3 separate regions of the Homo sapiens genome follow, and regions 2 and 3 are each linked to region 1. The links are chromatin loops, found by intact Hi-C in ENCODE. Cell type or tissue: dorsolateral prefrontal cortex. All regions are shown on one strand.

Region 1 (8,000 bases):
ATAATCATGAAAAATAGTTCAGATAAAAGAAATTAAAAGACTAGCAGCACCAATAAGATGAATACCTTATAAATGAGAGGGCTAATGTGTATTACAAAGTTAAAATCAGCAAATACAAAATTAAAATGAAAAGCTATGAAGTTGGTCTTAAAAGTTACTCTCCACAAGAGATAAAAGTTAAGAGGTTTAAAATAATGATAAAGTGACAAAATAAATGTGATTTAAGAAGATAGATGATCAATGCCTCAGGTCTGGGATTAAAAGATTAAAAATACAAACATTAAAGACGTAAGTCTGAGAAGATGGAGATGACCACCCAGGAGACAGAGAGACGGTGCAGAGAAGGGGACCGCAGATGAAGAACTGGCATTAGGGAGAAAGAATATCTTGTTTCTTTTCTTTTCTTCTTTTTTCTTTAAGAAGATACTGGGGGTCAGGCAGGGCGTGATGGCTCGTGCCTGTAATCCCAGCACTTTGGGAGGCCGAGACAGGGGGATCACGAGGTCAAGGGATTGAGACCATCTTGGCCAACATGGTGAAACCCTGTCTCTACTAAAAATACAAAAAAATTAGCTGGGTGTGGTGGCGCACACCTGTAGTCCCAGCTACTCAGGAGGCTGAGGCAGGAGAATCAGTTGATCTCAGGAGGCAGAGGTTGCAGTGAGCCGAGGGCCAAGGTCACGCCACTGCACTCCAGCCTGGCGACAGAGCAAGACTCTGTCCAAAAAATCCCCAAAAAGATACAGTGTCTCACTATGTTGCCCAGACTGATCTCCAGCTCCTGGGCTCAAGTGAGCCTCCTGCTTCAGCCTCCCAGAGTGCTAGGATTACAGGCATGAGCCACCGCACCTGGCCCATATTTATTTTCTGAACAAGAGATAAACTTTCAAGTAAAGAGGACTGAAATAAAAGAAAGAAAGAAGGAAGGAAAGAAAGAACAAACGAAAGAAAGAAAGAAAGAAAGAAAGAAAGAAAGAAAGAAAGAAAGAAAGAAAGAAAAACAGCTTTATTTATTTATTTATTATTTATTTATTTGAGACAGGGTCTCGCTCTGTCATCCAGGCTGGAGGGCAGTGGCATGATCATGGCTCACTGCAGCCTCGGCCTCCTGGACTCAGGTGATCCTCCCACGTCAGCCTCCCCAGTAGCTGGGATTACAGACATGTGCCGCCATGCCTGGGGTTTCACCATGTTGCCCAGGCTGGTCTCGAACTCCTAAGCTCAAGCAATCCTCCCGCCTCGACCTCCCAAAGTGCCAGATTACAGGTGTGAGCCACCATGTCCAGTACAGAAAAGTTGTTTTAAAGAAAACAATTCTGGGTGGATCACCTGAGGTTAGGAGTTGAGACCAGCCTAACCAACATGGTGAAACCCTGACTCTACTAAAAATACAAAATTAGCTGGGCGTGGTGGCGCATGCCTGTAATCCCAGCTACTTGGGAGGCTGAGGCAGGAGAATCGCTTGAACACGGGAAGCAGAGGTTGCAGTGAACAGAGATTGCGCCACTGCACTCCAGCTTGGGTGACAGAGCGGGACTCCACTTCAAAATAAAGAAGGAAAAAGAAAGAAAGAAAAAGAGATAAAGGAAGGGAGGAAAGAGAAAGAAAGAAAGAGAGAGAAAGAGAGAAAGAAAGAGAAAGAAGAAAGAGAAAGAAAGAAGGAAGGAAAGAAAAAGAAAGAAAAAAGAAAGAAAGAAAGGAAAGAAAGAAAAAGAAAGAAAGAAGGAAAGAAAGAAAGTGGGTGGGCAGAAAGGAAGGAGGCAGGGAGGGAGGAGGGAAGGAAGAAGAGAAGGAGGGAGGGAGGGAAGGAGGGAGGGAGGGAAGGAGGGAGGGAGGGAAGGAAGGAAGGAAATCAATTAATTAATAGAGTTACTAAAAAATATTGAATAAATAAATGAAGAAAACTATAGCCAAAAGCTTGAACATTTCGGATCAAGATGGTCAAATAAACTCAAATTACAAAAAAAAAAAAAAAAAAACAAAAATGAGGACAATTAGATGACTTGGAAAGGGTACAGAAAGAGGACAGTTTGTCAGGATGCGGGGGCAACCTGGCAGTGTCTGGAGCTCTGGGAGAGCAGTTGAGGTGGAGTGCAAGATTGAAGATGGAAGTTTGTGCAGTGGTGGAATTGATCAATCCGTCTGACAGCCACTCGTGGGCACCTGTGTGCCACGCCCTGGGCTGAGAGTCAGAGATGTGGGGGTGGCAGTGGTGGCTCATGCCTGTAATCCCAGCAATCTAGGAGGCTGAGACAGGCCAATCGTTTGAGCCCAAGAGTTCGAGACCAGCCTGGGCAACATGGCAAAACCCCATCTCTCTAAAAATACAAACAATTAGCTGGGCATGGTGGTGCACACCTGTAGTCCCAGCTACTTGGAAGGCTGAGGCAGGAGGACGGCTTGAGCCCAGAGATGAAGGCTGCAGTGAGCTGATTGCACCACTGCACTCCAGCCTGGGCAACAGAGTGAGACTCTGTCACACACACACAAGGAAAAAAACACACAAAAATTTCAGTTAGGAGGACTAAGTTCAAGAGATCCAAGTACAACATGGTGGCTATCCTTGATAACAATGTGTTCTAAACTTGCAAAGTACCAAGACAGTGGATTTTAAGCGTTCTCAGCACACTCCCCACAAAAAGACAAATGAGGTAATGCATATGCTAATTAGCTTGATGTAGCTGGTCCACACTTTATACATATTTCAAAACATCATATTGCACACCATAAATAGATACAATTTTTGTCAATTTAAAAAAAGAGGTTAGAGATATGTTGCGGTGCACACAGAGCACTCCCCTCTAGGGAGAGAGGTGTGAATCAAGTCCCCGATGGGCGCGTCTCTGCAGGCCGTGAAGAAAAAGTGTGTGTGTGTGCATGTGTGTATGTGTGCACAAGTGTGGATGTATATGCATGTATATGCGTGTGTGTATGTGTATGTGTATGTATATTGTTTGTGTGTATATATGTGCATGTTTGTGTATGTGAGTATACATCTCTTTGTGTGTAACGTGTGTATGTGCGTGTGTACCTGTGTACATGTGTATATGTGTACATGTATGTGTGTCTGTGTGTATGTGTATTTGTCCGTGTGTACATGTGTCTGTAGTGTTTGTGTGTCTGTGTATGTACGTGTTTGTGTATGTGTATGAGTTTTTGTGTATGTGTACGTATTTGTGTGTGTCTGTGTACGTGTCTATAGTGTTTGTGTATGTATGTGTTTGTGTATGTATATGTGTATGCATGTGTGTACGTGTGTACATGTATGTGTGTACGTGTGTGCATGTTTATATGTGTCTCTGTGTGCGTGTATATATATATGATGTGTACATGTATGTGTGTCTCTGTGTATGTGTGTATGTATCTGTGTGTGTGTGCCCATGCATGTGTGTGGGTCACTTGGAAAGGCCTGGGGGTGTGGGGTTGGAGGCAGGATCTGAGGCCTGAGCTGGGGGTGGGGGACAGGGCCCAGAGTGTGATGAATATGATGGACCCCAGGCTGCGGACCCGGTGCGGGGCTGTGAAGGTGCTCCTGGTGAACTCCAGGCTTGGGGCTGCTGGGAAACCGAGGCACAGCTGTGCGTGGGGCCAGCTGGAAATTGTGGCAGCGGGAGAGGGTGGCTGGGAGGGGGTCTAGACGGGGCTGGAGCCACCCTGGAGGCAGCAAGTCCTTCCCTTTGCTGGTAGCTCCAGAGAAAGGGCCCACAGCCTTACCCAAGGTTCCAGAGAAGCTTCTAGAAGTGAGCATCCTGGTTATTCGTCCTATACCATGTTCCTTCTGAATTTACACTGGACCCCAACTTCAGTCTCAAAACACTTCCCAGCCTCTCTTGGGGAGTGGGAGCGGGACCAGGGTGACTGCCCAGCTGAGGTTGGCAAGGGGGACGTGATGGGAGGGTTCAGGACTGAGAAAGTAGGCCAGGGTCAGCTCTGTGGAGGGAGCCCAGCCTGCGGGGAGGGGAGGCAGTGCTGTGCGGGAGGAGGGAGGCCAGGACAGTCCTGGCCCGGCACGGTCCCAGAGAGGGAATGAATGTCCACGCCCTGGCCGGCCTCTCTCCCAGGGATGGAAGTGTGGACACACACGGATACTCACAGAGAGGCCTGAACCAAGTCTGGGAGGCAACAGGGACAGGGAGCTCTGGGACTAGGAGCCGGGACACCTGGGTCCCCGTTGTTGCTCCCACGTGCAAAGCTGGCCTGTGTCTCCAGCCTTGCAGCCCTAAAGCCCAGTCTGGACAGAGGGTGGAATGGACAAGCCGCAGTGAGAGGGCCGAGGGTGACACCTGCTGGTAAATGGGAGGCATCACAGGCAAGACTTGGCTGGTGGGTCTCTTGCCGCCCAGGGGTGCGTGGTGTCACCCACCCTCCAGCCTCCCCTCCTGTTCTTCACCCCAGGACCCCACAAAAGGAGAAGGCAAATGTTTCCCGATCAGACCTGGAGGGTTTGATCAATGTCTCCCTCTCAGGCAGAGCAAAGAGAAGTGGGGCAAGAGAAGTCCCAGTTTATTTTTTTGAGACGGGGTCTTGCTCTGTCATCCAGGCTGGAGTGCAGCGGGGCTCACTGCAACCTCCGCCTCCTGGGCTCAAGCCATTCTCCTGCCTCAGCCAACCAAGTAGCTGGGATTACAGGCGCCTGCCGCCACGCCCGGCTAATTTTTGTATTTTTAGTAGAGATGGGTTTTCACCCTGTTAGCCAGGCTGGTCTAGAACTCCTGACCTCAAATGATCTGCCTGCCTTGGCCTCCCAAAGTGCTGGAATTACAGGCATGAGCCACTGTGCCTGGCTAATTTTTGTATGTTTAGTAGAGACAGGGTTTCACCATGTTGGCCAGGCTGGTCTCAAATTCCTGACCTCAGGTGATCTGCCCTCCTCGGCCTCCCAAAGTGCTGGGATTACAGGCGTGAGCCACCGCGCCTGGCCTAGAAGTCCCGGTTTCTGAGCTTCCCTCAACATGAGACAGACACTGTGTTGGAGGGGGAGGGTTGCAGCAGTGGTTGTCGCCATAACCCCATGCCATGGAGATGCCTTCCAAAGGCCAGTACTGTGAACCTTGGGGCGGAAGGGTCATGAGGACACCCCGCCCCCTGCTTCAGACCACACTGGTTCAATCCCCACCCCCAAAACACTGATGCTCCAAGCTTTATTTAATTTTCCCAAAGCTGGACCCAGGGCCACATCCCAGGAGTGACCCAGAGAAGGATGTCCCCCCAACCCCTACCCAAACCATGATTCCCAAGATGTTCAGCTGTGACCCCTGCCTGGGGCTTATGTTACCACTTTATAGATGAGAAAACTGAAGCTGGGGAGGGAAGGGCTCTGCCCAGGGCCACAGGCTGGTTACTGCCCAAGTCAGAGTTGGAACTTGGGTCTCAGCTGCTGCAAGGTGCTGCCTTTTTTTTTTTTTTTTTTCTGAGACAGGGTCTTGCTCTGTTGCCCAGGCTGGAGTGCAGTGGCACAATCATAGCTCACTGCAACCTCGACCTCCCAGGCTCAAGCAATCCTTCTGCCTCAGCCTCCTGAATAGCTGGGACTACAGAGTGTGCCACTGTGCTTGGCCAGTTAAAAAAAAATATATATATATAGGCTGGGCGCGGTGGCTCATGCCTGTAATCCTTGCACTTTGGGAGGCAGAGGCAGGTGGATCACCTGAGGTCAGGAGTTCGAGACCAGCCTGGCCAACATGATGAAACCCCCCCTCTACTAAAAATACGAAAAAATTAGTTGGGCGTGGTGGTGGGCGCCTGTAATCCCAGCTACTCAGGAGGCTGAGGCAGGAGAATCGCTTGAACCCGGGAGGCGGAGGTTACAGTGAGCCAAGAACGCACCACTGCACTGCAGCCTGGGCAACAAAATATATATCTATATAAAATATTTAAAAATATATAAATATATATAATATTTTAAAAATATATATATTTAAAAATATATAAATATATATATATTTTTGGTAGAGATGGGACTCTCACTATATTGTCCAGGATTGTCTCAAACTCCTGGCCTCAAGCGATCCTCCCATCTCTGCCTTCCAAAGTGCTGGGATTACAGGTGTGAGCCACCACACCTGGCTGAAGCTGCCTCTTGATCACAAATCTACAGTCCTGTGAGTTATAAGGTGGTACTAGGCAATTCACCTACATCAGAATTTATAAAAGGAGGCCCCAGCTGTTGGTGATGAGAAAAAATGAGCGAGGAGAATTGCTTTAGGGCACTGTCTTAACCTCACACTATTGAGGCTCTAGGTGGGATAATTCTTTGTTCCGGGGCTCTGTCCTATGCATCGTAGGGTATTTAGCAGCATTCCTGGCCTCTGTTCCCTACATGCCGGTAGCATGCCCCCGTTGTGACCACCAATAACGTCTCTAGACATTGCTAAATGTCCCCGAGGGGGCAAGTATCCCCGGTTGAGAACTACAGGTTTGGACAGAGCTGTGTGGCGAATCCCACCTTCCAGGCGAGGGTGGGGTTGCCATCCCCCAGCTGAAGCCTCATAGGCGGGGTGGGCCTCCTTGGAGAGCTTGTTATCCCTCCCTGGCAGTGGATGGGTGCCTAAGATTTTAGGTCCTGAATTGAGGCTATGTTTGCGATTCTTTTTTTTTTTTTTTGGAAACAGGGTCTTGCTCTGTTGCCCAGGCTGGAGTGCAATGGCATGGTTATAACTCACTGCAACCTTGAACTCCTGGGCTCAAGTGATCCTCCTGCCTCAGCCTCCCTAGTAGCTGGGACCACAGGCATGTAGCACCATGCCCAGCTTTTTTTTTTTTTTAGATTTTGGGGTCTGGCTATGCTGCCCAGGCTGGTCTTGAACTCCTGACCTCAAGCGATCCTTCCACCTCTGCCTCCCAAAGTGCTGGGATTATAGGCATGAGCCACCGCATCCAGCCTCGCCCACTTTTTGAGAGCATGATGAAGTGGAAGGGCCTGTCCAAGTTTTTCTCCAGTAACGGGCAGGTCAACCCCTACTTGGAGAGGTTTAAGGACAAATTGGGAGAGAAAAATAAAGTTGCTGTTAAGACTATGCCCTGTGAATCCTGCTTGGATCTTTGCCTTTGGCATTCTGCCAATTATATTTTATATAATGTGCGTAGATGTGTATTTCCTTTTATTTTTATTTATTTATTTATTTTTGAGATGGAGTCTGTCTCTGTCACCCAGGCTGGAGTGCAGTGGCACAGTCTCAGCTCACTGCAACTTCCACCTCCTGGGTTCAAGCGATTCTCCTGCTTCAGCCTCCCAAGTAGCTGGGAGTATAGGTGGTGCCACCACATTGGCTAATTTTTGTATTTTTAGTAGAGACGGGGTTTCACCGTGTTGGCCAGGCTGGTCTCGAACTCTGGACCTCAGGTGATCCGCCTGCCTCAGCCTCCCAAAGTGCTGGGATTACAGGCGTGAGCCACTGTACCTGGCCTGGATTTCTTTTTATTTATAATATTTGGAGTTCTTTTTTTTTTTTTTTTTTGAGCTGGAGTCTCACTTTGTCACCCATGCTGGAGTGCAATGGTGCGATCTCAGCTCACTACAACCTCTGCCTCCTGGGTTCAAGAGATTCTCCTGCCTCAGCCTCCCGAGTTGCTGGCATTACAGGTTCCCACCACCAAGTCTGGCTAATTTTTGTATTTTTAGTAGAGACAGGTTTTCACCATGTTGGCCAGGCTGGTCTTGAACTCCTTACCTCAAACGATCTGCCTGACTCGGCCTCCCAAAGTGCTGGGATTACAGGCGTGAGCCACCGCGCCTGGCCTGGATTTCTTTGTACTTTGCATTCACATCTTTCATCAATTCTGGAAGTTTCTCAGCTGTTTCCTCTTTAAATAATGCTTTTCTTCAATTCTATTTTCTTTGCCACCCGATTAGACCTATGTTAGGCTTTTTATTTTATTTATTTATTTTTTTGAGATGGAGTCTCACTCTGTCGCCCAGGCTGGAGTGCAGTGGCATGATCTCGGCTCACTGCAAGCTCTGCCTCCTGGGTTCACACCATTCTCCTGCCTCAGCCTCCTGA
Region 2 (8,000 bases), 220 kb before region 1:
AAGGTTGTGGTGGGAGGATCATCTGAGCCCAGGAGTTTGAGGCTGTGGTGAGCTATGATCACAGCACTGGAATCCAGCCTGGGTGACAGAGCGAGACCTTGTCTCAAAAAAAAAAAAAAAAGCAAGCGATGCCAACATAACCCTAGTTTTTTTGTTTTTTGTTTTTTTGTTTTGAGACGGAGTTTCGCTCTGTCGCCCCAGCTGCAGTGCAGTGGCATAATCTCGGCTTGCTGCAACCTCTGTCTCCCGGATTCAAGTGATTGTCCTGCCTCAGCCTCCTGAATAGCTGAGATTACAGGCACGTGCCACCATGCTAGGCTAATTTTTGTAGTTTTAGTAGAGACGAGGTTTCACCATGTTGGCCAGGATGATCTTGAACTCCTGGCCTCAGGTGATCTGCCCACCTCAGCCTCCCAAAGTGCTGGGATTACAGACATGAGCCACCGCGTCCGGCCCTCAACATAAGCCTAGTTAATAAAATCCACTAGATTTTGATAATAAAATACAAAAACAGGCCAGGTACAGTGGCTCACCCCTGTAATCCTGCCACTCTGGGAGGCCGAGGCAGGTGAATCACTTGATGTCTAGAATTCAAGACCAGTCTGGCCAGCATGGCGAAACCCCGTCTCTACTGAAAATACAAAAATTAGCCGGATGTCCCAGCTACTCGGGAGGTGGATGCACGAGAATCGCTTGAACCCAGGAGGCAGACGTTGCAGTGGGCTGAGATCACACCACTGCACTCCAGCCTGGGTGACAGAGACCCTGTCTCAAAAAAGAATAAAAAATAAAAGATAATAACATAATAAAATAAAATAGAGAGACACAGCTGTGACTATTAGCCCACCAAAAAAGTACAAATCCATTGGCCCAATGAATCTTAGATCCATAGCTGGCCATCTATGAGATACGCTAAGGTGTCCTAGATTAGGACCCTCCAGAGCGGACGTGGAATGGGACGGGATAGGCACCTGCCGCACATACTGCGTGATCACCCAGACAGCAGTGGAGAGGAAAGGCAGCTTGTATTCACTCATTCATTCATTCATTCATTCATGTTTCCATCCAAAAAGCCCACTGTTTGTGAGTCTTCCTCTTATATAAGCTCACTAAGGGCGGGGACCAAGCCTCATTCATTGGCCTGGGGCATGCCTAGTGTGGAGCAAGTATTTGGTGTTTGTTGACTGAATGACTGAAGGTGAAGGGGACTTGAGTTGCCCAGGCACAGTGGCTCACACTTGTAATCTCAGCCCTTTAGGAAGCCAAGGCAGGAGGATCACTCGAGGTCAGGAATTTGACACCAGCCCAGGCGACATAGGGAGACCCCATCTCTACAAAAAAGAAAAATTTGGCCGGGCGCGGTGGCTCACGCCTGTAATCTCAGCACTTTGGGAGGCCGAGGCGGGCGGATCACGAGGTCAGGAGATTGAGACCATCCCGGCTAAAAAACGGTGAAACCCCGTCTCTACTAAAAATACAAAAAATTAGCCAGGTGTAGTGGCGGGCGCCTGTAGTCCCAGCTACTTGGGAGGCTGAGGCAGGAGAATGGCGTGAACCCGGGAGGCGGAGCTTGCAGTGAGCCGAGATCCCGCCACTGCACTCCAGCCTGGGCGACAGAGCGAGACTCCGTCTCAAAAAAAAAAAGAAAAAGAAAAATTTTAAAAATTAGCTGGTCCCGGTAGCTCATGCCTGTAATCCCCACATTTTGGGAGGCTGAGGTGGGAGGACTGCTTGAGCCCAGGAGTTTGAGATCAGCCTGGGCCACATAGGGAGACCCTCTGTCTGCAAAAAATAAATTTTTAAGTTAGCTGGGTTTGGAGACACACACCCGTGGCCCCAGCTACTCAGGAGGCTGAAGTGAGAGGATTGCTTGAGTGCAGGAGCTCGAGGCTGCTGTGAGCTATGATCACACCATCACACTCCAGCCTGGGCAACAGGCTGTCTCTAAATAAATTCCGTCAATAAATAAATAAATAAATAAATAAATAAACAAAGCGTGTAAAGGGCTGACACCATTGCTTGACAAGGATGCAAGGAATGTTTTATTGCTGTGTTTTAGGGAATGTGTTAGGTGCTTTGGGGATGCAGAGATAAAAATGGTACCATCTGTGACCTCAAGAAGTTTACGGACTTGTGGGAGGACAGCGTTGTGAACAGGTTATAATACAATCTGACTATGGCATCTGTAATAAGAGCCCAGAGGCCGGGCATGGTGGCTCCTGCCTGGAATACCAGCACTTTGAGAAGCTGAAGTGGGCAGATCACCTAAGATCAGGAGTTTGAGACCAGCCTGGCCAACATGGTGAAACTACGTCTCTACTAAAAACACAAAAATTAGCTGGGCGTGGTAGTGGGCACCTGTAGTCTCAGCTACTTGGGAGGCTGAGACAGGAGAATCGCTTGAACCTGGGAGACAGAGGTTGCACTGAGCCGAGATCACGCCACTGCACTCCAGCCTCGGAGACAGAGTGAGACTCTGTCTCAAAAAAAAAAAGAAAAAGAAATAGTTTACAGACTTGTTGGGGGACAGAGTTGTAAACAGGTCATAATATAGTCTGACTAGGGCACCTGTCATAAGATCCCAAAGGCCGGGCATGGTGACTCATCGCTGTAATGCCAACACTTTGGGAGACCAAGGTAGGCGGATCCCTTGACGTCAGGAGTTTGAGACCAGCCTGGCCAACATGGTGAAACCCCGTCTCTACTAAAACTACAACAATTAGCCGGGTGTGTTGGCACATGCCTATAGTCCCAGCTACTCAGGAGGCTGAGGCAAGAGAATCACTTGAACCCGGGAGGCGGAGGTTGCAGTGAGCCGAGATTGTGCCACTGCACTCCAGCCTGGGCTACAGAGTGAGATTCTGTCTCAAAAAAAAAAGAGCCCAGAGGAGGTGGGGAGTGGGGGCATTTGAACAATGCATAGAACTTTCCTGGTGAAGAAGGTGGAGGGTAGGGGGTAAGGAGGCAAAGAGAAGGGCTTGTGCAGAGATCTACTGTGTCAAGGTGCACAGGGTGCAGAGGGAATGGCACACAGCCAGCGCTGGCCGGGGCGCAGGGGAAGATGCAGCTCTGTCTGAAGAGTCTGTGGTCTGATCACAATGGGCCCTCTGTGCCAGTTGACTGGTTTGTGCTGAACACGTTGGCCAAGATGCCTGTCATTCCAGCCTCCGCTTCCAGGCGAAATTACACCACCCACTCAGGGAAGCTGGACTAAGCTGCTGCTGCTTTTTTTTTTTTTTAACAACTTTATTCAAGTATTTTATTTACACAGAATAAAATGCATTCGTTTTTATGTGTTTACTTAAAGGAGCCTTAGCAAATATTTTCACTCACCCGTGTCACCCCCACCATAATCAAGATACAGGGCTGGGTGCGGTGGCTCATGCCTGTAATCCCAGCACTTTGGGAGGCCGAGGCAGGCAGATCATCTGAGGTCAGGAGTTTGAGCCCAGCCTGGCCAACATGGTGAAACCCTGTCTCTACTAAAAATACAAAAATTAGCCGGGCGTGCTGGCGCATGCCGTGCCTGAAATCCCAGCTACTCCGGAGGCTGAGGCAGGAGAATGGCTTGAACCCAGGAGGTGGAGGTCGCAGTAAGCCGAGATCACAACACTGCACTCCAGCCTGGGCGACAGAGCAAGACTCCGTCAAAAAAAAATATATGCAACACTTCCATTGCTCTAGAAAGTTTCCTGTGCCCCTCTTCATTAGTTAATTTTCTTCACCACCCACCACCCCAGGCCCTGGCAATCACTGACCTGCTTGCCTGCTTACTTTCTTCTTTTTTTTCTTTTTTAGACAGGGTATTGCTCTGCAGCCCAGGCTGGAGCGTAGTGGCAAGATGTCAGCTCACTGCAACCCTGACATCCCTAGCTCAAGTGATCCTCCCACCTCAGCCTACTGAGTAGCTGGGACTATTTTTTTTTTTTTTTTTGAGATGGAGTCTCACTCTGTTGCCCAGGCTGGAGTGCAGTGGCACGATCTCGGCTCACTGCAAGCTCCGCCTCCCAGGTTCATGCCATTCTCCTGCCTCAGCCTCCCGAGTAGCTGGGACTACAGGTGCCCATCACCACACCCGGCTAATTTTTTGTATTTTTAGTAGAGACGGGGTTTCACCATGTTAGCCAGGATGGTCTCGATCTCCTGACCTCATGATCTACCCGCCTCGGCCTCCCGAAGTGCTGGGATTACAGGTGTGAGCCACCGCGCCCAGCCAATTTTTTGTATTTGAGAGTCAGGAGTTCAAGACCAGCCTGGACAACATGGTGAAACCCTGTCTCTACTAAAGATATAAAAATTAGCCAGGAGGGCTGGGCATGGTAGCTCATGCCTGTAATCCCAGCACTTTGGGAGGCCGAGGCGGGTGGATCACCTGAGGTCAGGAGTTTGCGACCAGCCTGGCCAACATGGTGAAACCCCATCTCTACTAAAAATACAAAAATTAGCTGGGTGTGGTGGCGGGTGCCTGTAATCCCAGCTACTCGGGAGGCTAAGGCAGGAGAATCGCTTGATCCTGGGAGATGGAGGCTGCAGTGAGCTGAGATCGTGCCAGTGCACTCCAGCCTGGGTGACTCTGCCAAACACACTAAAATAAAATAAAAAATTTTAAAAATATAATAATACAACTTTTTATAGGCCGGGCGTGGTGGCTCACGTCTGTAATCCCAGCACTTTGGGAGGCCGAGGCGGGCAGATCATGAGGTCGGGAGATCGAGACCATCCTGGCTAACACGGTGAAACCCCGTCTCTACTAAAAAATATAAAAAAATTAGCCGGGCATGGTGGCGGGCACCTGTAGTCCCAGCTACTTGGGAGGCTGAGGCAGGAGAATGGCGTGAACCCGGGAGGCGGAGCTTGCAGTGAGCCGAGATCATGCCACTGCACTCCAGCCTGGGCGACAGAGAGAGACTCCTTCTCAAAAAAAAAAAAAAAGAGAAAATTAAATACAAATTAAGCAGGAGAGAGGAGAGGGACTAATACTGTATATAAAATAATCCAACTTTTTTTTTTTTAATTAAAAAAAGGACACTTAGTCCAATGGCCAGTACTGGTTCCCACTGTGGCCCTGATACCAGCAGGGCAACCAGCCACGCCTTCCAGCCCAGAGCAAAGTTTTCAGAAGATAAGAACTCTGTGGTTTTCAGCAAGGAGACAATAAGAAGTTGTTCCTAATTGGCTTCCTGTCGCAGTCCTCAGGGCACCTGCTGGTTCCAGCCTGGATCCAGCCTACCTTGACCTTTGCCAGTTGGCACCGATGTGCAGATAACCAGTGAAGCCCAGGAGCAAATCCTCAAATCCAGACCTGCAGAATGGGACGAGTCTTGTGTGAAATTCTCAGGCGAGAGCTCTGAGCCCCAAGGCCTCCTTCGCACACCCCGGCCCTGGGTCTGATCTGGTTTCACGACCTGTTTCAGCTCCATGCTGTGCCGTGAGAAACCTCTCTGCAGGTCCCTACTTGAACTTGAAAGACTTTGACCCTTCCCAGTGGCCACAAGCACATCTCACTCTGCTGTCCAGGCTGGAGTGCAGTGGCGTGATCTCGGTTCACTACAACCTCTGCCTCCCAGGTTCAAGCAATTCTCCTGCCTCGGCCTCCCAAGTAGTTGGGATTATAGGCACGTACCATCACGCCCAGCTAATTTTTTTGTATTTTTAGTTGAGATGGAGTTTCACCATGTTGGCCAGGCTGGTCTTGAACTCCTGACCTCAGGTGATCCACCCGCCTCGGCCTCCCAAAGTGTTGGGATTACAGGCGTGAGCCACCGCGCCCAGCCTAATTTTTGTATTTTTTAGTTGTATTTAAAAAAATTTTTTTTGAGGTGCAATCTCGTTCTGTTGCCCAGGCCAGACTCCAGTGGCACAATCTCAGCCCACTGCAACCTCTGCCTCCCAGGTTCAAGCGATTCTCCTGCCTCAGCCTCCTCAATAGCTGGGATTACAGGCACGCGCCACTATGCCTGCCTAATTTTTGTGTTTTTAATAGAGATGGTGTTTCACCATGTTGATCAGGCTAGTCTCAAACTCCTGCCCTCGTGATCTACCTGCCTAGGCCCCCCCAAAAGTGCTGGGATTACAGGCGTGAGCCACTGCGCCTGGCCCACAAGCATGTCTTTCTCTTCTGCTCATCCAGATGAAAAAAAACTGGAGCAGCCGTTTTGCAAAACAGGCCTTCAGTGGCCCTCACAGTTGGATTTTGTCCTGAGCTCAGTTCTATAGGAAGCGTGTGTGTATATGTGTGAATGTGTGTGTATATGTGTGAATGTGTGTATGCATGTGTGAATGTGTGTATGTATGAGTGTGTGTGTGTGTGTGTGTGTGTGGTTTACGTACTTATTGCTAAGCTTCGAATTTTCAGATTTCTGCTTTCTGGCTGTGAATTTGATGCAACACAATTATGGTTAAAAATATTTCCTGGCTGAGCACGATGGCTCATGCCTTTAATCCCAACCCTTTGGCAGGTCGAGGTGAGAGGATTGCTTGAGGCCAGGCATTTGAGACCAGTCTGGGCAACATAGTGAGACCCTCCATCTCTACACAAAATTTTAAAAAATTAGCTGGGGATGGTGGCATGTATCTGTAGTCCCAGCTACTCTGGAGCCTGAGGTGGGAGCATCGCTTGAGACCTGTAGACTGAGGCTGCTGTGAGCTGTGATTGCACCACTGCGCTCTAGCCTGGGCAACAGAATGAGACCCTCTCTCTCTCTCTCTCTCGACACACACAAAAAAGGCCAAATCCCAGCACTGTGGGAGGCCGAGGCAGGCGGATCATGAGGTCAGGAGATCAAGACCATCCTGGCTAACATGGTGAAACCCCATCTCTACTAAAAATACAAAAAAAGTAGCCGGGTGTGGTGGGGGGCGCCTATAGTCCCAGCTACTCTGGAGGCTGATGCAGGAGAATGGCGTGAACCTGGGAGGCAGAGCTTGCAGTGAGCCGAGATCGTGCCACTGCACTCCAGCCTGGGCACTGCACTCCAGCCTGGCCGACACAGTGAGACTCCATCTCAAAAAAAAAAAAATCATTTGCTTGCACAAAAAGACAAATACTGTGTGATTCCACTTATATAAGAAGTACCTAGAATAGTCACGTTCATAGAGACAGAAAGTCTCTGGTGGTTGCCAAGGGGTAACGGGAAGGAGGATGGGGAGTTGTTCAATGGGTATAGAGTTTCAGTTTTGCAAGACGAAATGAGTTCTGAGGGTCAGTTGCACAACAGTGTGAATGCACTTAAAGCTACTGAACTGTACACTTAGAAATGAGTAAGATGGGCCGAGTGTGGTGGCTCACGCCTGTAATCCCAGCACTTTGGGAGGCCGGGGCGGGTGGATCACGACGTCAGAAGATAACCATCCTGGCTAACACGGTAAAACCCCATCTCTGCTAAAAATACAAAAAATTAGCCAGGTGTGGTGGCATGCACCTGTAGTCCCAGTTACTCGGGAGGTTGAGGAAGGAGAATCGCTTGAACCTGGGAGGCAGAGATTGCAGTGAGCCGAGATTGTGCCACTGCACTCCAGCCTGGGTGACAGAGCAAGACTCCATCTCAAAAAAAAAGAAATGATTAAGATGATTAATTTTACATGTATTTTACTATAATAAAATTTTTTTTTAAATTGTATGGTGTACAAGAGCGTATGATTATTTTGCAGCTTTGTAAGACCTAATTAATAGTGGATAGTGGATGGCTTTTTTTTTAGAGTCTCGCTCTGTTGCCCAGGCTGGAGTGCAGTGGCACAATCTCGGCTCACTGCAACCTCCGTCTCCCAGGTTCAAGCGGTTCTCCTGCCTCAGCCTCCTCAATAGCTGGGATTACAGGCATGCGCCACCACGCCCAGCTAATTTTTATATTTTTAGTAGAGTCTCACTCTGTCGCCCAGGCTGGAGTGCAGTGGCACGATCTCGGCTCACTGCAACCTCCGCTGCCTGGGTTCAAGCAATTCTCCTGCCTCAGCCTCTCGAGTAGCTGGGATTTCACCATGTTGGCCAGGCTGGCCTGGAA
Region 3 (8,000 bases), 630 kb before region 1:
ACGCTGACGAGGGTCTGCCCCCCGCCCTCATTTCCTTCAAATCAGAGTGATCAGCCTGAGATTTGACTCAGGTCACGTTGCCCCTGCCATAAGGGCATGTGCAAAGCGCTGGTCCCTGTGCGGGCAGGGAGTGGCCGGAGCCCGATCCCGTTGACATTCCATCTGGGTCACTTGCCCTGGCTCGCCACACACCAAGTGTCCTTCTGGTCATTTGCTTTTTATTTTTATTTTTATTTTATTATTATTGTTTTGAGATGGAGTCTTGCTCTGTTGCCCAGGCTTGAGTGCAGTGGCATGATCTCAGCTCACTGAAACCTCCACCTTCCGGGTTCAAGTGATTCTCCTTCCTCAGCCTCCCTGGTAGCTGGGATTACAGGTGCATGCCACGACGCCTGGCTATCATTTGCTTTTTAAACACATTTGTGCCTTTGGGAAAAGAGCACCCCAGCCTGTCCCCGTGACGGCGGCATTTGGCGCCAAACCATTGTCCTTCCTCTTGCACATTCAGGGAGCCCCTAAGGGTTTGTGCACGGAGTGGCCTCGACCCCTGTCCTCTTTGGATTGGGGTGGGAGAGTCCAGTCCCTTCTGATGACTCACTTAAAAAAAAAATTACAAGTGATTTTTCTTTTCTTTGTTTTGTTTGTTTGTTCTTTTAGACAGGGTCTTGCTCTGTCACCCAAGCTGGAGTGTGGTGACAGGATCTCGGCTCACTGCAGCCTCTGTCTCCCAGGTTCAAGTGATCCTCCTATCTCAGCCTCCCGAGTAGCTGGGATTACAGGCTTGCACAACCACACCTTGCTAATTTTTGTATTTTTTGTAGAGATGGGGTCTTGCCGTGTTGCCCAGGATTTTTTTTTTTTTTTGAAAACAGGGTCTTGCTTTGTCGCCCAGGCTGGAGTATGGTGTGATCACACTCACTGCAGCCTCAAACTCCCAGGCTCAAGCTATCCTCCTGCCTCAGCCCCACAAGTAACTGAGATGTGGGATGGGATGACAGGCATGTGCCAGCACCACACCCAAATAATTTTTTTTTCGTTTTTTTTTTAAGAGACGGGGTCTTATGTGTTGATCTCAACCTCCTGGTCTCAAGTGATCCTCTTGCTTCAGCCTCTGGAATAGCTGAGATTACAGGCATGTGCCACCACACACGGCTTATTTTATTATTTATATTTATTTGTTTTATTTTATTTATTTGAGAGATGAGGTCTTCCTATGTTGCCCAGGCTGGTCTCAAACTTCTGCCTCAAGTGGTCTTCCCACCTTGGCCTCACAAAATGTTGGAACTACAGGGGTGAGTCACTGGCTTGGGTGATCTTTATTCTTTAAAACAACTATGTTCAAATTAATCTTCCGTAGGGGATATATTACATCATTTAAAAAGTATTCCAGAAAAGAAGAGAAAAAAAGAGTAAAACTTTACTTGTAGCTCATACACTGGTACCAACTAGTTATTCTTAGACTTGCAGAATTTGGCCTTTTCTGAGTATGTGGGCCCGGGAGGTGACATCTGAGCCACCTGATTCAAACCTCTGCTTCCAGAAACTTTCCAGGACATGTTTTTTTGCTACACGTTGAGACTCATCCCTCAGAGAGGTTCAGTGGTTTCCCAGGGTCACATATCTAAGTTGGAGTCAGAGCCAGGATTTGGACTCAGTTACATCTGACTTTTAAGACAATGGTCTTTCCACGGCCACCCACCTCCCTGGGCGAGCCTGAAGCTGGTGTGGAGAGAAGGCAGCACGCAGTGGCACGGAACATTTGACCAGGCGTTGTCTGGCCTTCCAAGACCCTCTGACCTAAGGGGGAGTGCCACAGACCTACAGCAGGCAGCGAGGGGGTGTGGAGTGGCCTTCACCCCTCATCCCCCAGGGAGCGCCCTGGCTTTCCACAGACAAACATTCCAGCCTGGCTTCGGGGGAGGGCAGGGCATGGACAGCGTGCTGGGCACGTGATGTCCATTCTCTCTCATCCTCCAGACACCTTGAGGGTGGGGTTTCTCCCTCCACAGTGTGCACACGGGGACACGGAAGTCAGGAGCGAAGGGGCTTGCCCCAGGTCTCACGGCCCCTGAGCTCATTGGGTATAATTTGAACTTGCGACTCTGCCTGTAGACGGTGCTTCCCCTCCCCGTGGGCCCTGCAGGTCAGGACCGGTGGGGTCTGGAGACACAAGCTGGGGAGCTCGCTGACTTCTAGCCTCGCTTATACGACTCCTTCCATAGCCCTGGGTCTTAGGTGGTGGTTCTTTTTTTTTTTTTTTTTTTTTGAGGCGATGTCCTGCTTTGTCACCCAGGTTGGAGTACAGTGGCACAATCTGGGCTCACTGCAACCTCCGCCTCCCGGGTTCAAGCGATTCTCTTGCCTCAGCCTCCCCAGTAGCTGGGATTACAGGCATGTGCCACCATGCCTGGCTAATTTTTGTATTTTTAGTAGAGATGAGGTTTCACCATGTTGCCCAGGCTGGTCTCAAACTCCTCACCTCAGGTGATCCACCTGCCTCGGCCTCCCAAAGTGCTGGGATTACAGGTGTGAGCCACTGCTCCTGGCCGGTGGTTCTTTTTTTTTTTTTTTTTTTTTTTTTAATTATTGGCCAGGCGCTATGGCTCATCTCTATAATCCCAGCACTTTGGGAGGCCAAGATGGGCAGATCATGGGGTCAGGAGTTCGATACCAGCCTGACCAACATGGCGAAACCCCGTCTCTACTAAAAATACAAAAATTAGCCAGGCGTGGGGGTGCACGCCTGTAATCCCAGCTACTCAGAAGTCTGAGCAGGAGAATCACTTGAACCTAGGAGGCGGAGGTTGCAGTGAGCCGAGATTGCGCCACTGCACTCCAGCCTGGGCGACAGAGTGATACTCTGTCTCCAAAAAATATATATATATAATTTTATTTATTCATCTGTGTATGTACCCACCTAGGTGGTTCTCACAATGCAGGAGAGGAGTACAAGTTAAAAGCCGGGCACAGGCCAGGCATGGTAACTCAACGCCTATAATCCCAGCGCTTTGAGAGGCTGACGCGAAAGGATTGCTTGAGGCCAGGAGTTCAAGACCAGCCTGGGCAACATAGTGAGACTCCATCTCTACAAAAAACAAATGACCCAGGTGCAGTGGCGTGTGCCTGTAATCCCAGCTCCCTGGGAGGCTGAGGCAGGAGGATCACTTGAGCCCAGGAGTTGGAAGCTGCAGTGAGCTATGATCACACCACTGCGCTCCAGCCGGGGGCAACAGAACAAGACCTTGTCTCTAAACAAAAATTTAAAAATACAAAAGCGGCCGGGCGCAGTGGCTCACGCCTGTAATCCCAGCACTTTGGGGGTGCCGAGGCGGGCGGATCACGAGGTCAGGAGTTTGGGACCAGCTTGGCCAACATGGTGAAACCCTGTCTCCACTAAAAATACAAATATTAGCCAGGTGTGGTGGCGCATGCCTGTAATCCCAGCTACTTGGGGGGCTGAGGCAGGAGAATTGCTTGAACTTGGGAGGCGGAGGTTGCAGTGAGCCGAGATCGTGCCACTGCACTCCAGCCTGGGTGACAGAGCGAGACTCCGTCTCATTGAAAAAAAAAAAATAGAAAAGCTGGTGCCATTGAACTGCAGAGCTGGGCGCCGGAGTAGTCTCCCTTTCTCTGGCTCTCTTGTCCCCACGAAGGACTCACCGCCCAGGGTTCCTTCTTCCCGCACCCCCGTCTTTCACCTGGTGGGCGTTCGTTTTAGCAACTTGTAATTGTGGATAGGGATGTTCCTAAATGGATTCTGCTGAGACTTTTAAGAGAGTCACCAAGGCTAAATATGGTTCTGGTTTTTGGAACTGTTTCCCTCAGCAGCGGAGTTGTGAGTGTAAATTGGCTTAGAAGAAAAACGCCATTTAACCTTGCCTAGGACAAAAATAAAACATGGCTGAGGGCAGTCTCCTCTTGGACTCAGTTCAGAGACCGTGTGAGATTGTCCGCCAGGGGGAGCTGGAACCTTGGGGAGCCTCCCGCTGGTCCCTAGGGCTGGCTCCCAGGAGCCGGGCCCTTGCTGCCCAGGCCACCCGCAGCAGAGACCATCGTGGCTTCCTTTGCTTTGGGCTTGAATGGCCAGAGCCCTCGGGGAGCAAGGACCTGGGGGCTTAAGTGCAGCCGTGAGGAAGCGCACTGTCCCGGGAAAGGTAAATAAAGTGCTCCCTAATGGCTGGGGAGGTTGCTAAGAGGCGGTCGGGGCCCAGTCCCTGCAGAGGCAGCCTGTTTTCTTCTCCGGCCAGCCTCTCAGGCTTTCTGCATCGACGTGCCTTTGCGATTCACTGGGCCCCGTTCTTGTTTGTTTAGTGATTCCTGTAATAGGTTCTGCTAAAGACATTCATTTGTTTAGGGACAGGGCTGGGGGATGACAGCATGACTTGGTTTCTAGCATCCATCTGCTGTGGCCAGGAGTCCCTAATGGTCTTGTCTCCTGGCGTAGGTGCAAAGCTCCGGGGTCGGCGCCTGCCGCCTCTCGGCTTTTAGGGCCAGGCCATCTGGATTAGGCGGTTTCCCTCTTAAGCTCGGTAAACTCCACAGACTGTGACAGATCCCCTTTCCAGCTGTCACACCACCTGGCTGCATGCTGCCACCAGGGGAGGGTGGTCGAATTCGGATCTGGTCAGTAGATCAAGTGCCAGCATCCTGGCAGGGGTCTTCCGGCCAAGCCAGGCAGGGTCACTTTCTTTGCAGTTGGCACTTAAGAAAGGAAGAGAAGGCCAGGTGCAGCGGCTCACGCCTGTAATCCCAGCGCTTTGGGAGGCCAAGGCAGGTGGCTCACGAGGTCAGAAGATCAAGACCATCCTAGCCAACATGGTGAAACCCCATCTCTACGAAAAATACAAAAATTAGCTGGGCATGGTACTGCATGCCTGTAATCCCAGCTACTTGGGAGGCTGAGGCAGGAGAATCGCTTGAACCAGGGAGTCGGAGGTTGCAGTGAACTGAGATTGCGCCACTGCACTCTAGCCTGGTGACAGAGCGAGACTCCGTCTCAAAAAAAAAAAAAAGAGAGATGCATATCTGCTTCTTTGCATAAAGAACCTCTGGAAGGCCAGGCCTGGGGATCACACCTGGAATCCCAGCACTTCGGGAGGCTGAAGCAGGAGAATCACTTGAGCCCAGGAGTTCGAGACCAGCCTGGGCAACATGGCAAGACCCTGTCTCTACAAAAAATACAAAAATAAGCTGAGCATAGTGGTGCATGCCAGTAGTCCTAGCTACTTGGGAGGGTGAGGTGGGAGGATAGCTTGAGCCCAGGAGTTCGACATTGTAGTGCGAGCTATGATTGTGTCTCTATAATCCAGCCTCGGCAACATAGTGAGACCTCTGTCTCTACAAACAAACAAACAAAATTAGCCAGGCATGGTGGCACGTGCCTGTAGTCCCAGCTACTTGGGAGGCTAAGGCGGGAAAATCACTTGAGCCCAGGAGGTTAAGCCTGCAGTGATTGCACCACTAGACTCCAGCCTGGGCAACAAAGTGAGACTCTGCCTCTTTTTTGTTTCTGAGCCAGAGTCTTGCTCTGTTGCTCAGGCTGGAGTGCAATGGCGTGATCTCGGCTCACTGCAACCTCTGTCTCCTGAGTTCAAGCAATTCTCCTACTTTAGCCTCCTGAGTAGCTGGGATTACAGGCGCCTGCCACCATGCCCAGCTAATTTTTGCATTTTTAGTAGAGACGGGGTTTCACCATGTTGGCCAGGCTGGTCTCAAACTCCTGCCCACCGCGGCCTCCCAAAGTGCTGGGATTACAGGCGTGAGCCACTGCGCCTGGCCTAGACCCTGTCTCTTAAAACAAAAACAAAACAAACCTCTGGAAAGTTAATAAGAAATCAGTTAAAAGTAGTTTTCAGTTCAGAGGCAGATGGGGACTGGGGCAGCTGGTGATAGGTGTGGTAATGAAAGACTTTTTTTTTTTTTTTTTTTTTTTTCGAGACAGAGTCTTGCTCTGTCGCCCAGGCTGGAGTGCAGTGGTGCGATCTCAGCTCACTGCAACCTCCACCTCCCAGGTTCAAGCGATTCTCCTGCCTCAGCCTCCCGAGTAGCTGGGGTTATAGGCGTGCGCCACCACACCCAGATAATTTTTGTATTTTTAGTAGAGACAGGGTTTCACCATGTTGGCCAGGCTGGTCTTGAACTCCTGACCTCAAGTGGAGTCCACCTCAGCCTCCCAAAGTGCTGGGATTACAGGTGTGAGCCACTGCGCCCGGCATAAAAATCATTTAATAGCTTTTTCTTCTTTTTCACTGAATGTCCTTTTATCTTGCAGCTATGTGAATGCACTGCCTAGTCATAATAAACAAGAAAGAGAAAGCAGAGTGCCCCTTTCCTGGATAGCTGGATTGGCTATGGCCCTGGGCACACCTGGAGTTGTTGAGGGTGTCCGTTTCCATGGCGAGGCTATAGAACAGTGGGCGCCCTTCCAACAGGCTAGAGCCTCCATGTCTCAGTGAGGCCATCTTCTTGCTCCCTTGAAGCTTGGGCTGTCCTCTGATGCCATGTTGTCAGCCCAGACAGGCAGTGTGATCAGGGCTCCTGGCAAGGGTCTTTGAGACACAGCCACTGCCCCTGCTTGGTGGTCGTGACTTGGGACGCAGCCTGCCTGTGACTGGAGCTGGGGGTGACGGGTAAGATGAGTGGAGATGTTGGGCCAGTGGGGCCTGATTCCCAGACTGGACCTGCAAGGCAAGAGACAGGGTTTCTGGAGCTTGTTTTTGAGACAGAGTCTCGCTCTGTCACCCAGGCTGGAGTGTAGTGGTGCAATCTTGGCTCACTGCAGCCTCTACCTCCTGGGTTCAAGCAATTCTCCCACCTCAGCCTCCCGAGTAGCTGGGATTACAGGCGCCTGCCACCACGCCTGGCTGGTCTCAAACTTCTGACCTCACGTGATCCGCCTGCCTTGGCCTCCCAAAGTGCTGAGATTATGGGCGTGAGCTACAGCGCCCAGCCCCTGGAGCTTCTTAGTGAGCCATAGCAGTGGCTCCCAGGAGAGATCTCTGAACACCTGGCCTGGGGGCATGGAGCCTAGTGGGGTTAGGGTCAGAGGGGAGCAGCCCCTGTAGGGCGTGCAGGTTCCAGGGATGCACACAGGCCCATGTTCCTGCCCGACATGCCCTCTCAGGCTGATGTGAATGGTGATGGCTGCCATTGACTGGAGGGAGTTGGGATGGCCTTGTCCTCATGACCACACGCAGTTGTCCTGATGGACCTGCTGGGGAGGCCTAAGTGCCCCCATTCCCAGAGGGTAGGGAGCCGAGGCTCAGAGAAGCTGTCTCCTACTGAGACAAGCTGTCTCCTGCTGAGACAAGCTGTCTCCTACTGAGTCTCCTACTGAGAGGCAGGGCCGGGTCGGCCAACACCAGCGCCTGTCTCCTCCGGGTGCGCCACCCCCACCCATGGTATGCTGGATCTTATTTTTCAGGTGACGATGCCTGGGGAGCCTGTGGACGTGGCATGTGGCGTGGACCACATGGTGACCCTGGCCAAGTCATTCATCTAAACCTCCCTCACCTGCTTGGGCGGCCCCGTCCCGGGAACCACTGGCACTCCTTGGCAGAGGCCAGCGCGTGGCCAGCCCCCCGGGGTTCTTGGATGGTGGTGGCGGAGGACCCTGCGTGCAGTGTGACGCTCTGTCCTGAATCCCTTAGCGGGTACCTACCAGGAGGATCAGGGCAAGGTCCCTCTCCAGCTGCAGGTGAGGCCTGCGGAACTCAGCTTGGATGGCAGCCTTTGGTGGGCCGCTGTGGCCCGCACGTCTCTGTTCTCTCCAAGTAACATGCGACGGTGTCTGGTGTCACGTCTCGCCTGAGAAGCCCGTCTTAGGAAAGCTTAGCTTGAACACAGTGCTCGGGAGGTTTCTGCTCTGTCTGTCATGGCAGTCTCTTGGTTTGTGTCTGGCCAAGGCCATGCGTGTGCCTCGGACCGAGCCCCAGCTTAGGCGAGGGAGTCAGGCTGGCTTCGGCCCTCGGTTTTCATTCAGGCCACCCTGCTCATGGCCC

The links. Hi-C counts contacts between places; a loop is a spot of excess contacts. Peaks named below come from ENCODE experiments on the same cell type or tissue, not always from the same donor. Only the 100,000 strongest peaks of a DNase experiment are listed, where the experiment ranks them.
Region 2: it touches region 1 in a loop (6-fold over the local background); 2 of 110 quality-filtered maps call a loop at or near these places.
Region 3: it touches region 1 in a loop (4-fold over the local background); 23 of 110 quality-filtered maps call a loop at or near these places.

Annotation. Positions count from the first base shown.
Region 1 is chr7:74,413,854-74,421,853 of GRCh38, reverse strand. No RefSeq gene overlaps it. Among named protein-coding and RNA genes, the nearest start is that of GTF2IRD1, 36 kb to the left of the region's middle. RefSeq lists a silencer at 4,229-4,358. In dorsolateral prefrontal cortex, CTCF peaks have their summits at 4,089 and 4,291 (motif pointing left); a DNase peak (open chromatin) is centred at 4,263.
Region 2 is chr7:74,630,969-74,638,968 of GRCh38, reverse strand. No RefSeq gene overlaps it. Among named protein-coding and RNA genes, the nearest start is that of GTF2I, 23 kb to the left of the region's middle. In dorsolateral prefrontal cortex, no CTCF peak of the experiment used is centred here; a DNase peak (open chromatin) is centred at 3,098; H3K4me3 peaks cover 1,067 bases.
Region 3 is chr7:75,042,533-75,050,532 of GRCh38, reverse strand. It overlaps RCC1L (RCC1 like), which reads left to right. Exons shown (of 11, transcript NM_030798.5): 11 at 7,424-8,000. The coding sequence ends at 7,501. Among named protein-coding and RNA genes, the nearest start is that of RCC1L, 27 kb to the left of the region's middle. RefSeq lists an enhancer at 4,135-4,634. In dorsolateral prefrontal cortex, CTCF peaks have their summits at 3,759 and 3,960 (motif pointing right); a DNase peak (open chromatin) is centred at 3,962; H3K4me3 peaks cover 596 bases; H3K27ac peaks cover 1,469 bases.